Regions from separate parts of the Homo sapiens genome. Here region 1 is linked to region 2. A link is a contact called in ENCODE Hi-C or POLR2A ChIA-PET data. All regions are on one chromosome and are shown on one strand. Each heading gives the region's core, a stretch centred on a gene start or an enhancer-like site at or near the end of the contact. The rest is flanking DNA. Distances are from core to core; before and after follow the strand shown.

The links. Hi-C counts contacts between places; a loop is a spot of excess contacts on that map. ChIA-PET counts read pairs that join two places held with the same protein, here RNA polymerase II (POLR2A). Pooled maps may share reads with other maps.
Region 1: a loop to region 2 is called in a map of endothelial cell of umbilical vein, with 2.8 times the contacts of the local background. The contact joins the promoter of ZNF24TR here to the promoter of MAPRE2 in region 2. A Hi-C loop is called at or near these places in 1 of 168 maps with a recorded cell type or tissue (endothelial cell of umbilical vein), 1 of 37 single-sample maps with no recorded cell type and 1 of 50 pooled maps. POLR2A ChIA-PET finds 5 or more read pairs at or near these places in 2 of 52 experiments (MCF 10A and PC-9).

What each region holds. Positions count from the first base shown.
Region 1 is chr18:35,462,513-35,469,548 of GRCh38, forward strand. It overlaps ZNF24TR (ZNF24 transcription regulator), which reads right to left and starts at 4,653. Exons shown (of 3, transcript NR_186612.1): 1 at 3,815-4,653. It overlaps INO80C (INO80 complex subunit C), which reads right to left. Exons shown (of 5, transcript NM_194281.4): 5 at 5,821-6,230. The coding sequence ends at 6,099. RefSeq lists an enhancer at 569-713 and a cis regulatory region at 632-649.
Region 2 is chr18:35,036,270-35,042,856 of GRCh38, forward strand. It overlaps MAPRE2 (microtubule associated protein RP/EB family member 2), which reads left to right and starts at 5,144. Exons shown (of 7, transcript NM_014268.4): 1 at 5,144-5,392. The coding sequence starts at 5,271. RefSeq lists an enhancer at 5,104-5,253.

The DNA.
Region 1 (7,036 bases), core at 3,403-5,902, 430 kb after region 2:
TGGGCTCTGTGCCACTCCATAAGCAAACAAATGGCAGCACTGAATTTCAAAGAAAATTCCTTAGGTTACTGTTTTCCTTCCTTCCTTCCTTCCTTCCTCCCTTCCTTCCTTCCTTCTTTCCCTTTCTTTCTTTTCTTTCTTTTTTCTTTCTCTTCCTTTTTCTTTTTCTTTCTTTCCTTTCTCTCTCTCTCTTCTCTTTCTTTCTTTCTCTTTCGCTCTTGTTGCCCAGGCCTAGTGCAATGGTGCAGTCTCGGCTCACTGCAACCTCCACCTCCCAGGTTCAAGTGATTCTTCTGCCTCAGCCTCCCGAGTAGCTGGGATTACAGGCATGCACCACCACGCCCAGCTGATTTTTTGTATTTTTAGCAGAGATGGGGTTTCTCCACATTGGCCAGGCTGGTCTTGAGCTCCTGACCTCAGGTGATCCATCCGCCTCGGCTTCCCAAAGTGCTGGGATTACAGGCATGAGCCACTACGCCTGGCCAGGTTACTGTTTTTCTACAAAACCTTCCAAACAGCCAAGCAAGGAGTTCGGGGGGAGTTGTACAAATGCGTACTTTGAGGAAGCTCATTTTTGAGGTCTAATGTTGTCTGTAATAATTTTCCGTTGCGAAGAGCAGAAATTCTCTTCTTTATCTCTAGTGAGCAATTTCCTTTCCAGATGTTATTAGGGGAGATATCAGTCACCAAGGCCTTGGCTGGCTCCCTGATAAAAGCCCTTGCAGTATTCCACACTGCAGAACCCCAGGCTATGCCCTCCTGGATTCATACTAGAAAGATCCAAGGCTCCAAGCCACCAGGGCTGATGGATGTGACTCATCTTCCTGACCCCAGGGGAGGCGAGTGGTGTGTTTGGTGCACACTGTGCACCTGTCAGTAGTCAGCATCCTGTAGGCCAGGAAAACACTGACTCTTCTCAGGAAAGGCTTTGACGGCAGTTGGAACAGAAGTACAAGTAGACAGAGGCCACTGAGTTATGGAAGAAAACCAGGCTGGATCCAGTTCTGTGGATCCAGGAAGAAGGATCCCTCCTTTTCCTGCTCAAGCTGGTCATCAAAACAAGTAAACAACTAGCCCCCCTTTTTTGTTTTTTTAGGGTTTTAAGGTTTGCTATTACATAGGAAACATGGTAGTATACATGGTGAATACCAAAGAAGGCATAAAACATTAGTGATTTTTAAGAGGTCCAGTGGGTGGTTTCTACTGGCTCTTTCTGTCCCTCATTATTCTAGAGGAGTTCCTCCATTAAAGTCCTCTGCTATTCACCCCACAAATCCCTCAACCCCTCTCTCTCCCCCGGCCTCAATCACAGATCATTGCTTCTTTAGCTAGTTATTTACTCCTTCCCTTGTCTCATAAAAAAGTTGAGCAAGCTTATTAGAATAAGAGAATAAAGGACGAAAAGAAATGGTCAAAATAAGCAATGAAGAAGGCAAGGAAAATAGTTGATAGAGCCAGCAATAAGATGAGCACATGGAAACATCTATCATATGATGTTATTCAGTTACTACAAGCGGGCATGAGCCAAGAGTCCTAGGAGCCAAGGAAATGAGAAATATAACCAAGCAGAACATACAAGTCAGGAAAACTCTGCCTTTCTAATGCACAGACCAGAGGGGATGTGGGTGATCCCAGTCCCGAGTTAAGTGTTTCTCTGACATTTTCTTATTTGATCCTGACAATCTCGTGGGGTGGACATTATTATAACACTCATTTTACAGATAAGGAAACTAAGAATTCAAGAGTAAGTTCGTAATGTGCCCAAGACTACAGTTAGTGAGATGCAGAAATGAGATTCAAACCCAGGCTATCAGGCTCCATGTCTGGGTCCTGAATGAAAAAGCTCACCCTACAGGACTGGGGTGGGGGAGTGGGGTTCTGTGGGACATTTCTGAGACAAATGTAATAGGCATTTTTGTAGGTCCATATCTCCTGACCTCTTTCAATCCAATTCCTTAATATGGGCACAAAAGCATAAACCCTGTTGAAATTCAGCAAAAGCAATTCCTTGAAGCCAAACAATTTGTGCAGGTGCATAGTTCTTTGATAACCTAATTTCCTTCTCTATTTACATAAATGAATACTGCAGATTCTATCAGGAATTATAACAACAGGTATTTATTCAAGCCATAGTCAGTCATTCAATGCATCCGCAGCCCTCTCTATTAAGATTTATACCCCACTAGAACCTCAAAGCTGAAGTCTTTGGTCTTCTCACTCTCAGGCTTCCTAACCTCTACAGAGAAAATACTCTTAAATACACAGCCCTCCGGGACAACTGAACACACAATGAAGACCTCTATTAAGAACATTTACAGGACAACTTTACCTGTCCATGGTTCTTCTCTTCTATATTCTTTGTTAGATGTTTTAGGAATTGGGTACTTCCTCTATTCAAGACCGCATACCATTTAGGCAGCATTTCTCAAACTTTCAGCATCTGTAAGCCAGTGCAAGCTAATGCAAAGCACTAACTTTGGGTAAGATTTCATCACAATTTTTAGTAATAAAAATATCTCATTCTTTTTGAAAGCTTTTTTATTATGAAGAAATGCAAACATATACCAAAGGCAGAATAGTATAAAGAACCCCCATGGACTTATCACTCAGCTTCAACTATAACTGACTCATGGCCAATCTTATTTCAACACGATTCTCATCCACTTCCTCTCTCTCATATCATTCTGAAGCAAATCCCAGATGTCATATCATTCCATCCATAAATATTTCAGTAGGTGTCTCTAAAAATATGAATTATTTTAACATTACAATAGCATAATCACAACTATTTGTGAGAATTCCAAAATATTATCAAATATCAAAATATATCAGATTCCCAAATGTCTCAAAATTTTAAAGTTTTTTTTGTTGTTGTTTGAATGAGGATCCAAATAAGGCCCACACATTCCCATCAGATAGAATATTATTTTAAATGACACTATTGTTTCATGCATTTGTAAGAGGGCATAATTTGTAATCTCTCCCCAGGATATCTGTCCTATTTGATAATGGGGTCAAGTTCCATAGTCCATTGATTTCTTTCGTTACCCTTTATTTTTACTAAGTTAAACTCTCCCAATTTACAGTCACTGGAAAGAGTAACAAATATCTGGTATCTTTTTCCAATGACTATGGATTCAGAAATTAAGAGATTTCTTACTGCAAACATGTTTAGCCCTCCACCAGGTGCCAAATCAATCATGAAACACATTTAAAATTTGGACAGATCCATGCTTTAACTTGGGAGATGGGGGAAAATGGGTCCCCCTCACCTACAGGGACTGCCTTCTGGCTCTGAAGAGCATATTTTCAACGTTACAGGTCGTTTTAAACCATGCCTAATACCAGATTAAGAAAGAGTCAAACTCCAGTCAGAGCAGACTGGACCTGAGTTTGGTCTTAAGAGGATTTCTCAAGTCCAGCTAATTGTTTTTCTCTTAAAGTGTCTGAGTTTTTCTTTTGGATCCTGCAGACCAATACCAGAACTGACCTCTTATCAGAGGCAAATGACCAGTAGATATGCCGTGATGAACAAAGTCATTCAAAGTTGTCAGGAGGACACTGAAAGTGTCAGGCAGGGTATGAGGTGATCCTGAAGCAGGATTGGAGCCAAGTAGAAGAGGAAGAGGGTGATGTAGGAATGAAGAGGGAGGAATCTGCAATGGCATTCATAGTTGACTCCAGTGTGGGATGCCATGTAAAAAGGAACTCTAAATTCACACATACATGCACACACATCCCAAAGAAACCCCTTGCAATTTGCTCATGGCCTGGGATGGAAAGAGCCAGCTGATCTGAGAATAAGAAAATGTACCTTACATGAAATATTCTCTTCATAGTTACAGCAAATGTTCTCAACGCTGGCTGCACATTAGAAGCATCTTGGGAGTTCAAAATACTATGTCCGGGCCCCTGCACAGGCCAGTGGAATCAGAATCTCTGGGTATTTTTAAACCTCCCTCACCATCCCCCTCCTGGACACCCCCCACCCACACAGGTGATTCTAACGTGCAGCCCGGCCTGAGAACCACCGGGGTACAGCATGGACAGCAAGGGCTATTTCAGTACAGGATCAGTTAATGAGCAAGGGCTCATTATTCAAAATACTCACAACTTGAAGCTTGGTTTGGCTCAGCCTGGACTTCTGGAGCTTGGGGTGAGAAGCAACCTAATCTTCAGAATTCACAGCTCTCCCGCAAAAACAATGTCAGCAGGGAGAGCCTGGCAGGGGAATGGGAAAGGAGGTGTGAGGTGTCCTGCACACGAGCTTCCCTTCTGCCCGGGGAGAACACTGGTTCTCTCACTCCTGTGTGCATGATGATCACACGGGGATATCTGTCAAATGCAGCTTCCTGGGCCCCACTCCCTGGGTCGGTCAGAAGGTCTAGGATGTGGCCCAAGAACCTGCATTTTAGCGGGTCTCCAGGTGACCCTCTGAGGGTTTATGGAACAAACACACATCCATAAACCGAGAGGCCTCCAGGAGCAGCAGTCTGTGGGTCCTTCCTGATGAACACGTGTGGAGCAGGGCTTCCCTCTTCAATCCTGGGCCCTGCCCCTGGAGGGTCTGAGCAGTAGGTCTGAGGTGTTGCCTAGCATCAGCATTAGAAGTGATTTCAGGGCACTGCCCAATTGGGGACCTTCATGGAAAAGAAGTGGACCTGCCCCAAGTTTTCTCTGTACAATAGAAGGTGGAAGCGAAGCAGGAAGGACCCTTGGCTCATTCCCTCCTTGCTTCTACCAAAACGGAAGCTGGCGTTTTTCCTAGGCTGACATCTGGCAGGAAGTACAAGCGGAAACCAAACAGCAGCCTCTGGTCTTTCAGAGACCATTGATTTCATCAGCAAAATGGGTCTCAAAGCTTCATCAAAGTGGGTCTCAAAGCATCATCAAAGCAAACATGCAAATTCTTGGGCCCCACCCCAGACCATCTACTGATCAGGTACTTCAGGGAGACAGGCTCCCTAATCTGTGTCACAGGAGGCTCCCAGGTGACTCTGATGCTTGCTCGGTGATTGTGGGCTTAGGAAAGGCCCCCACCTCTTCTGGCCATCCTTTCAGGTCCCTTGTCATGGAGGCAGGGGGAGGCCCCACAGCACCTCTCCCGCTCTCGGTTTGTTATTGGGAAGGTGCTGAAGGATGCTGGGGCTGCCAACCTGGAGGAAAAGGAGCCTGGTTCCAGGCAGCTGCCACTTGCACAGGCTGCTCTCCCAGCTGACTTGCTTTGTTTTATTTTCTCTAAGCCTGAAGAAGGGCTTTCCCCAGAGAGAAAGGACACCTGGTGCCTAATTCCCCAAAGCAGAGGCAGCTGTGGTCCAGAAGCCCCAGGGCCTGTTTCCACTGTCCTCCCTGGGGAAATGCGGGTATAGGGCCCAGAGAGGCCCAGGACTTATCTCGACACTCTCCTTTCCCCGGCCAAGAAAATGCTTCCTCTTCTTGGAGGATGGAGATGCAAACACTCCCTTTCTGGAGCAGGCTGCAGCCAGAGGGGTGGCATCCTGTACCAAGACAAAAGCCCTTTTGGGACAGAGTGTCAATGCTGGTACTCCACACCTCCAAAGATGAGGGGAGGCCGATCTGAGGCAGAGGCACATGTGAGAACCAGCCCAGTGGGACAGAACAAACTACTTGCCTCTTTCTTCTCTGGACCCAATTTTGGAATTCTTCTAAGCATTCTGATCAGAGACAAAGACTAACATGCTCTAAAAGGGGGGTCACCAGGATTAGAAGTAATCCAGACCTGTTGTGGATTCACTGCAGAGTCTTTAAATGTGTTATACGGGGTTCACCACTTTAAAACAAAAATTCAGGGACTTGGGATAAATGAAAAGTATGGTTTTATTGTATCTTCTTGTCAAACACCTTTACTTGAGGCAACAACTGAAGTATAATTTAATTCAGCAGGAAATATCACACTTGGAGGGAAAACACACACTAAAAAAAAAAAAAACCCTTAAATTAAAGCCAAACATTCTTTCCAAGGCACAGCACTGGCATTTTCAGATTGACAGCAGAACGAGTTTGTTTCCGTGAAACAAAATCATGAGTCCAGAGTCTGTTTTTGAAACAGCTTTCCACTTCATCTCCCTTTCTGGGGCTCAGGGAACGATGCTCGTGGCCTTCCTCAGGGCCAGGTAGCCGGTGACGACGTCAGAGGGCAGCCTCCGAATGTAGGAAAACTCTTCAATGGTGCTGAACCGCAGTTTGCTCTGGGGGTCTGTGTAGTTGGCCTGGGTGAAAAGAGGCACAGGGAAGGGCAGAAAGTTTTTGCTGGTAGGGATATTTTAAGTTCAAGTTTAAAAATTTTTTCTATTTCACTGAAAGTGATATATATTTTCATTATGTCTTACTCTGCCACCAAGAACACTAAATCACTCACTGTGGCACAGGCTCATTAACCTTCCCAGACTCTAGAAACACTTCAGGGTATGGACGAGAGGAAGGGGAATGACCACATCAGACTCTGGGACTCTTCTTGTTGGTGCCTCAAGGGCTGCAACAGGTCCAAGACTGAATTCATGATGGTCATCCCTCCCTGCCTTCAGACTCCTGCCTCTTTCCAACAAATGTCCCAGGTCTGTGCTCCTCAAGGCAGGAGCCGACGCCCAGCATGCTGGGCATGTGCCCCTCCCTGCTGTGCTCCACTTACCTCCAGCATGCTCCTTTCCAGCTCTTCCAACACCCCCTGCGCCACTTCCATGCCTCCCTGAGCAACTCTGTAGTGCATCACCAGCCATTCACACCCACCCTTCCCCTAGAACTGCGGCCAGGATCTTCTTTGCAACGTGCAATTCTGATCATGTCATTCCTCGGCATAAAATCTCTCAAAATGGCTCCTCTGCTCTTGGGACAAAGGCCCAAGTCCTCAGTGCAGCTCCTCAGCTATGGGCCTTCCTTTGTCCTCAGCCTCCTCCTCAGCCACATGTCCCCACTCTCTGATTCCAACTGTCCCCGGCCTCTAAGTTCCTCCCTCTTACCATGCCCCATCTGTCCTTTCCTTGGCAGGGGACCCCAACTGCAGCCCATTTTGCTCAGT
Region 2 (6,587 bases), core at 3,894-6,393:
TACGACCCCTTGCCTCTGTTTAGTTTAGGTCTTCAAAATAAGTCAAAGAGTGATGAAGACCTAAACTGCTTCTTCAGTATATCCACCATACTACTGTCAACATCAGACTTTTTTGTTATGGTGCAAGTGTCACCGTAAATTTCCCTTCCTATGGCACTTTGTGGTTCCAGGTCACCTTCAGAATTAAGATCAAGCTCCTTAGCTTGGCCATAAGACCTTTCTGCACCTTCATCCTTGCCCCATCTCCTACCACTGTGTTTGCCGTCCATACTAAACAGCCTGCTGTTTCCGAGAGATGTTATAACCTTCCCTACCTCTGTATGTAGGAATAGTTGCATGAAAAGCCCTTTATCTTCCCTCTACACTGCCATTCCTCTTTTAAATGACAATATAGCCTAATGGATAAGCATGTGAACTTTTGGGCTAAGAAAACCTAATATCCAATCCTGAATGAGTTGCTTCTCTTTGAGCTTAATGTTTTCTCATTAGGGTTGTTGTGAGAATCAAATCAAATGATATTTGTTGAATAAATGAATTGATTATATATTCATTGAGTGCCTACTATCTGCCAGGTCCTGTTCTAGGAACTGCAGATAGAGCGGTGAACAAAACTCCTGAAGCCCTTGCTCTAAGGGGTCTCACATTCTGTCTGGTGCATAGAAAATGAACTATAAAGAAAAAGGTTACTATTATTATTACTCATCCAAGATTTTAGGTGTACTTTTCGGACCTACTTCCAAGTTTCCATTCTGACTTAGGTGCTCACCTTCGATGGTCCCATCCCACCCTATGTTGCACCATTGCTGTAGCACTTGTGTTGTAATCATAATTGACAATTATTTTTACCCTTGCTCACCTACAACACTGAGAGTTCCTTGAAGTGAAAGCCTGAGGCTTTTTTTTTTTTACCAGCTCCTAGTATACAAGGAAGCCAGTTTTAAGTTTCAAATGGATGAATGAATGTTTTAGGATATGCCTAACATGTTACTTAAAAATTACATTTACCACTAAAGAGCATTTGCTGTATAGCCACTGGGTTAAGTGCTTTAAATACATTATATAATTTAATCTCCATCTCCACAGCAGCACTATGGAGAAACCAGCATTATTACCCTACTTTATCGATGAGGAAACTAAATGTTAGAGATACAAAGTAACTTGCCAAGGTCATAGAACCTGCATCTGGTGAAGTCAATCCCAGGCCCCAGGCCCCCTCTTTAATGCTGATGCTTGGTGACAGGAGTTATTTTCCAATAGGCAGTTGGAGGTGAAGGGCAATGGTCAGCACATGCTTTATTTTAGATATGCCAGCACATGCTTTATTTTAGATATGCCTGTGTACATAAGACAAAACCTAAATCCACAGTCATACGTACAAACACATTTTAGCTTATTTTTTTTTTCCCTTAGGATGACCTGGGTAATTCTCCCTACCCTGCTGGGTAGTGGGGAACCGGAAATAGTCTTAAACTTGCTAGTTCACAGTATTACAGCCTCTTCCATTTTAGACCATCTTTGGATGGATGGCTTCATCTCTTGGGTGACTATTCGATCTCTATATATCTTTCCTTTCCCCAGCCCCTCTGCAAGATGGTGTCTGTAGGAATATGTGAGTGGGGCTTATAGGAGCACAACAGGGTTGGGAGAGTAGGGGCCTCCTGGTCTCATGCTGGTTCTTGGGCTTGTAATATCTGAGTCTGCTGAGGAGTCACTGGTCTGATCTCATCCATGGGCACTCTGCTGGTGGTCTATGCTGACCCCTACAGCTGTAGTATCTCTCTCTCTACAGATGTGGCCCTTGCCCCTGTGTAGATTCCTCAGAGCTAGCTATTTCTCCTATTTGGGCTCTGCCTTAAATGTTCCATCCTGTGGACCCACTTAAATATCACTTCACCTCTGCTGTAAAGACACTCCCTCCTGACACCCTCTACCACCACCACCATCACAAACTCAGCCCTCTGATAGCAACATCTCCTCCACTTCCTGATTATCCCCTTACAGGACGGACAGAAACTTCTAGATATCTTCTACATGGCATGCTAGCAAAAGAAGAGTCTGAGAGTGAAATTTAAGCCAACCCTCTCCTTAACCATACTAAGCTACTGATTTTAGTCTTTACTGTGATGAAGCTACACCTTGCTTGGTGTTGGGGAGACCCTCTTTATGGCAGTGGTTTCCTAGAGTATCAAATGGGAAATGATGCAAAAGGAAGTCCCTTAGGTTTAGGCTTTGCCTTCAGCCTATCCAATGTCTCCCTTCTGGGATTTGAGCCTGGAGACCTGAAGCTGGGAGGCCCTTCCTTGCTCTGCCTTCATCCATTCTTTCTACCCTCACTTGGGGCTGGAAAGAGTGAATTCTTCCCTCATCCTTCCTGAATTTTCTGTACTTTTCCTACATCGTACCATTCCGCTTCCCAAAGTGGAATTTGCCCTCCCTTTTCCCTAGGGCTCAGCTGGAAAATGGCTTCCAGGTAACCTGATTTATGAGGAGAGGAATGAAAACACATCTGTTTAATATTTTCAAATTATTACCCCTGTTACCCCTGCATCTCAGAGGGTAATCACTGGTCTCTGGAGTTCTGTGGGTCCCTTTATAGTAGTGTGGCTCAGAGCAGTCTTAGAGGAAGATTTACGCGGCCCTTGGGGCCCTTCACCTGACTCACAGCCCCTCCCTTTTTAGACCATCAGCCCAAATTCTTGGCCATCATCCCATCCCTTCCTTCATGAGCAGACTAGAAACAAAGTGGGTGTGTTCTCTCCACAAAATTAGTTGGTATGATCAATGAACTATGCATTCAAATTCTGACAAATTTAGTCCCCACAATGACACAAATTATGTTTTACATACTACTTAAATATGGGATCATGGAAAAGTGATCTGTACTAAAGAACCCAGATTGAGAACATACTCTGAGGACATTAAATATTTGATTTGTAGACTGTGCCTTTCAATTTCAGACTGTCCCCCCAAAAAGGGGAAGTTTTGTGAAAGGAAGCAAATTAGTAAGGAAATTGACAGCAGCAGGTCAAGTAACAGAAACAGTAAGAGGAAGCATGGGTCTTTGCAAGAATGACTACACTCTCATGCCCCTTTAGCTCATAGTGCAATGTGAAGCTTGGTGTGTATCTTTGATACTTAGATATTCATCTGTGTACCTTGTAAGTCTTAGGTCAGAATTGGATCTGATTGTATAAGAAAAAAAATCTTATGTAAAGTGAGATGTGGACGAAGGAATCAACTTGTGCACTGTGGACTAACTGGAGAAGCAAAAGATAAAATTATTAAAATAATAGCCCAAGAGGAAAGTATAAAATAGGAAGGAAAATAAGTAGGGCCCCTTGTTTGAGATTATCCTTACCATCTGGGTTGTAAAACATTTGATTCTAATTCCAGAAACTTGATACCAGAAATAACTTATTACCAGGGACATATGCTGAAGAATTGTCAGGAATGACAAAGTGTTTACTTGTTTTTAATATCTGTATCACAAAATGATAAAGCTGATAAACCATACAGTGATGTGAAGGAGTGAGTCATAGCTTAATACTTTATGACACATATATTTATGCTGTATCTTTTACACCCCAATTCTTCCCTTTTCACCCTATAAAAGGTCAGAGACCACTGCTGATAAGCAAAGAATCCTTCAAAATCTCTCCTGGCTGGGCGTGGTGGCTCATGCCTGTAATCCTAGCACTTTGGGGCGGGTGGACTGCCTGAGCTCAGGAGTTCAAGACCAGCCTGAGCAACTCGGTGAAACCCTGTCTCTACTAAAATACAAAAATTAGCTGGGTGTGGCGGCGTGCGCCTGTTATCCCACCTACTCAGGAGGCTGAGGCAGGAGAATTACTAGAACCCAGGAGGCGGAGGTTGCAGTGAGCTGAGATTGCGCCACTGCACTCCAGCCTGGGTGACAGAGCGAGACTCTGCCTCTAAAAAATAATAATAAAAAAAAAATCTCTCCTCTCTGGAGGACAGTACTGAACATATGCAGGGTCTTTTCAGTTTATAATCTAATCCGTAGACTGCACAGTGCTAGCAATTCTGTTCACAGTTATCTTTTCACAACAGTCATCTTGGAAGTACTTGATTCTTACCTTGATTTATAATATTTATTGAGCTCACATTACAGATCATTACTGTCCAGTCACATTGATAAAACCATGTCACTTGGAAGCTCCAGTTCACCACTCCTAGCTGTGTGACCTTAAGCAGTTTACTTAATCTTACTAGTTTACTCATCTTTAAAATGGGAATAATAATAGTATCTGTCACATAGCCAATATATTTGAAAGCGGTATTGCAAGGATATAGAACAGCTTGAATGTTAAGCACTTTCAAATACTAAGTGAGGTGATCACTTTTGTAATTCAAATGGAAATAGAATAAATGTCAATGAATTAATGATCTGTATCAGGAGGCAGCATAAAGAATTTGAATTGGAGGGTTTTGGGTAACTGGTAAAATGGTGGTTATCTTTTTTTAAAAGAAAAACCCTCTTTGGGGATTCCTTTGTACAGATGATCTCTTAATTTGCCATCTTTAATCCTCACATTATTAAAGGCTACATTGATTAGAAGGAAATACAGCTTCCTTGTAGGTTTTTAGCTTTTTGGCTTGTTTTTGGGGAGATGGTTGCTGCTATTTGGAGAAAGGGAGAAAGGCAGAAATTTTAACCTTAGTCTGATACCTTTTCTACAAGCTGGCCACCAGGTCCTTTTTAGGTTTTTCTGAAACCTGACCAAGTTTAATTGTCATGGCATAAAAACTTGGTATTGAAGGAGTTAAAGGGTCTCCCACACCCCTTTGCATGAATCGTTCTTTTGTGTACACAGCTGCAGTGGCAGCACGGGTCGGAAAGGAAATGGTTAGAGGAAGAGCTGGTTTTCAGACAAGGCGAGTCTGCGAGGGGGGCTGCAGGGTGGCCTGGGGTTTTACATGCCAGATGTAGGCCTGCCCCGGTGCCTGCCTGGAGCTGCTGGCGTGGTCACGCCGCGACCCTGTGCGAATTGAGGCGAGGTGATGAGTTAGCGGGTTGCCATGGCAACAGGCTGGCCACGTGACCAGGGTGCTGCTGCCGGCGCTCTGACGTCAGCTGCCAGAGGGCGGGGCCGCAGGAGGGCGGGGCGCGAGCGAGAGCTGGGAGAAGGCAGTGAGCGAGCAGGCGGCAGGCACGGTCCGTGCGGAGCAGGCGAGCGAGCGGGAAGACGCAGCCACCTTCCTCACCAGCCAGCCCACAGCGGTTTGTTCCCCTTCTCGGGAGTGCGCCAATGCCTGGGCCGACCCAAACCCTGTCCCCAAATGGCGAGAACAACAACGACATCATCCAGGATAATAACGGGACCATCATTCCTTTCCGGAAGCACACAGTGCGCGGGGAGCGTTCCTACAGGTAATGGGGCTGGCACGAGAGCAGCGCCGGGGACCGCCGTGAGGGCGCGCGGAAATCCAGCCCGTTATATAATGGAGCAGACACTGCCTGCGACCCCTGCTGCAGGCATGCATTTGTGAAGGCGGTTGTGATTATTTGGTATCTGTTTCCATGTGTCATGTTGGGTTTGCATTGAGGCTCCGCGACTGCAGATGGAAAGCATTTTGTGAATAGGTTTGCTGCCTTCGAGGGGTCTCCCTCCATCTCTTTCCTTCCACACTGATAAAAATGCATGCTGTTTTCCCCCGCTGTCCAAAGGGAGACAGGCAGTAGCACTTCCTTTCCTCCTTCCCTTTTAGATTTTAAAGGAGCCATTAGGTAGCAGTGCCAAAAGGCAGAAAACGGGAGGGTGGGGAGAAAAACGTTTGCGCTTAACCTGGAGAGTGTGCAGGAAAGATGGAATCCTCTAGATTAAGCTGCAGTCTGTGATGTTAAACCGCCAGATTGATGGAGCTTTGTAAGAATTCTGCTCGCTGATTGGTGCAGGGATTGACAGCAGAGGTGATAGTGTCAGACATTCACCAAAATTTTCTCCATAGAACCCTAGGTTTATTAGAAAGAGACTGGACTGCAAAGGACTTGAAAAAAACTGGGCGCTGTTATGCATTTTCTAAGGAGTTTATGGCCACCGCTTGGGTGGGGGAGCCTTTCCTTCTTATTTACAGTAGGAAGGTGATTCCTGGTCTTTTGCTGAGGTCTGTTTTGAGGATGGGACTGATCTTGGTCATTGTATTGTGAGCCTTTTGATTAATGAGTTGGCCTGTACGGTTGGCATCATTTTTACATTAACATATCTGGCAATATGTTCCAGTAGATAAGCTCATTAAAATTGTTTGCATTGTTTGATAAGGATAACAATGTAATGGAGAATGCAGCTAGAGTCTTATGCAGCTCAAGGCCAGACTTGAAGGGAGACTGATAGCTTCGGTCATATTTCCTCTGAAGTTCTTTTGTACTGGGGTAGTTATTTTTAAATGTTACCTTGATAAACGCTAACAATGCTTTTGCTTTGAGGCAGAGCACACATACCTCTAAAGCGCATCCTCTCAGCTGATGAGCAACAGGAAATAACTCTTTTTTTCCTTTTTAGAGCCGTCATCTAAACATTCAGATGGTATTATGGGTAGAATATTGTGTGTGTAAATGTTGCATATCA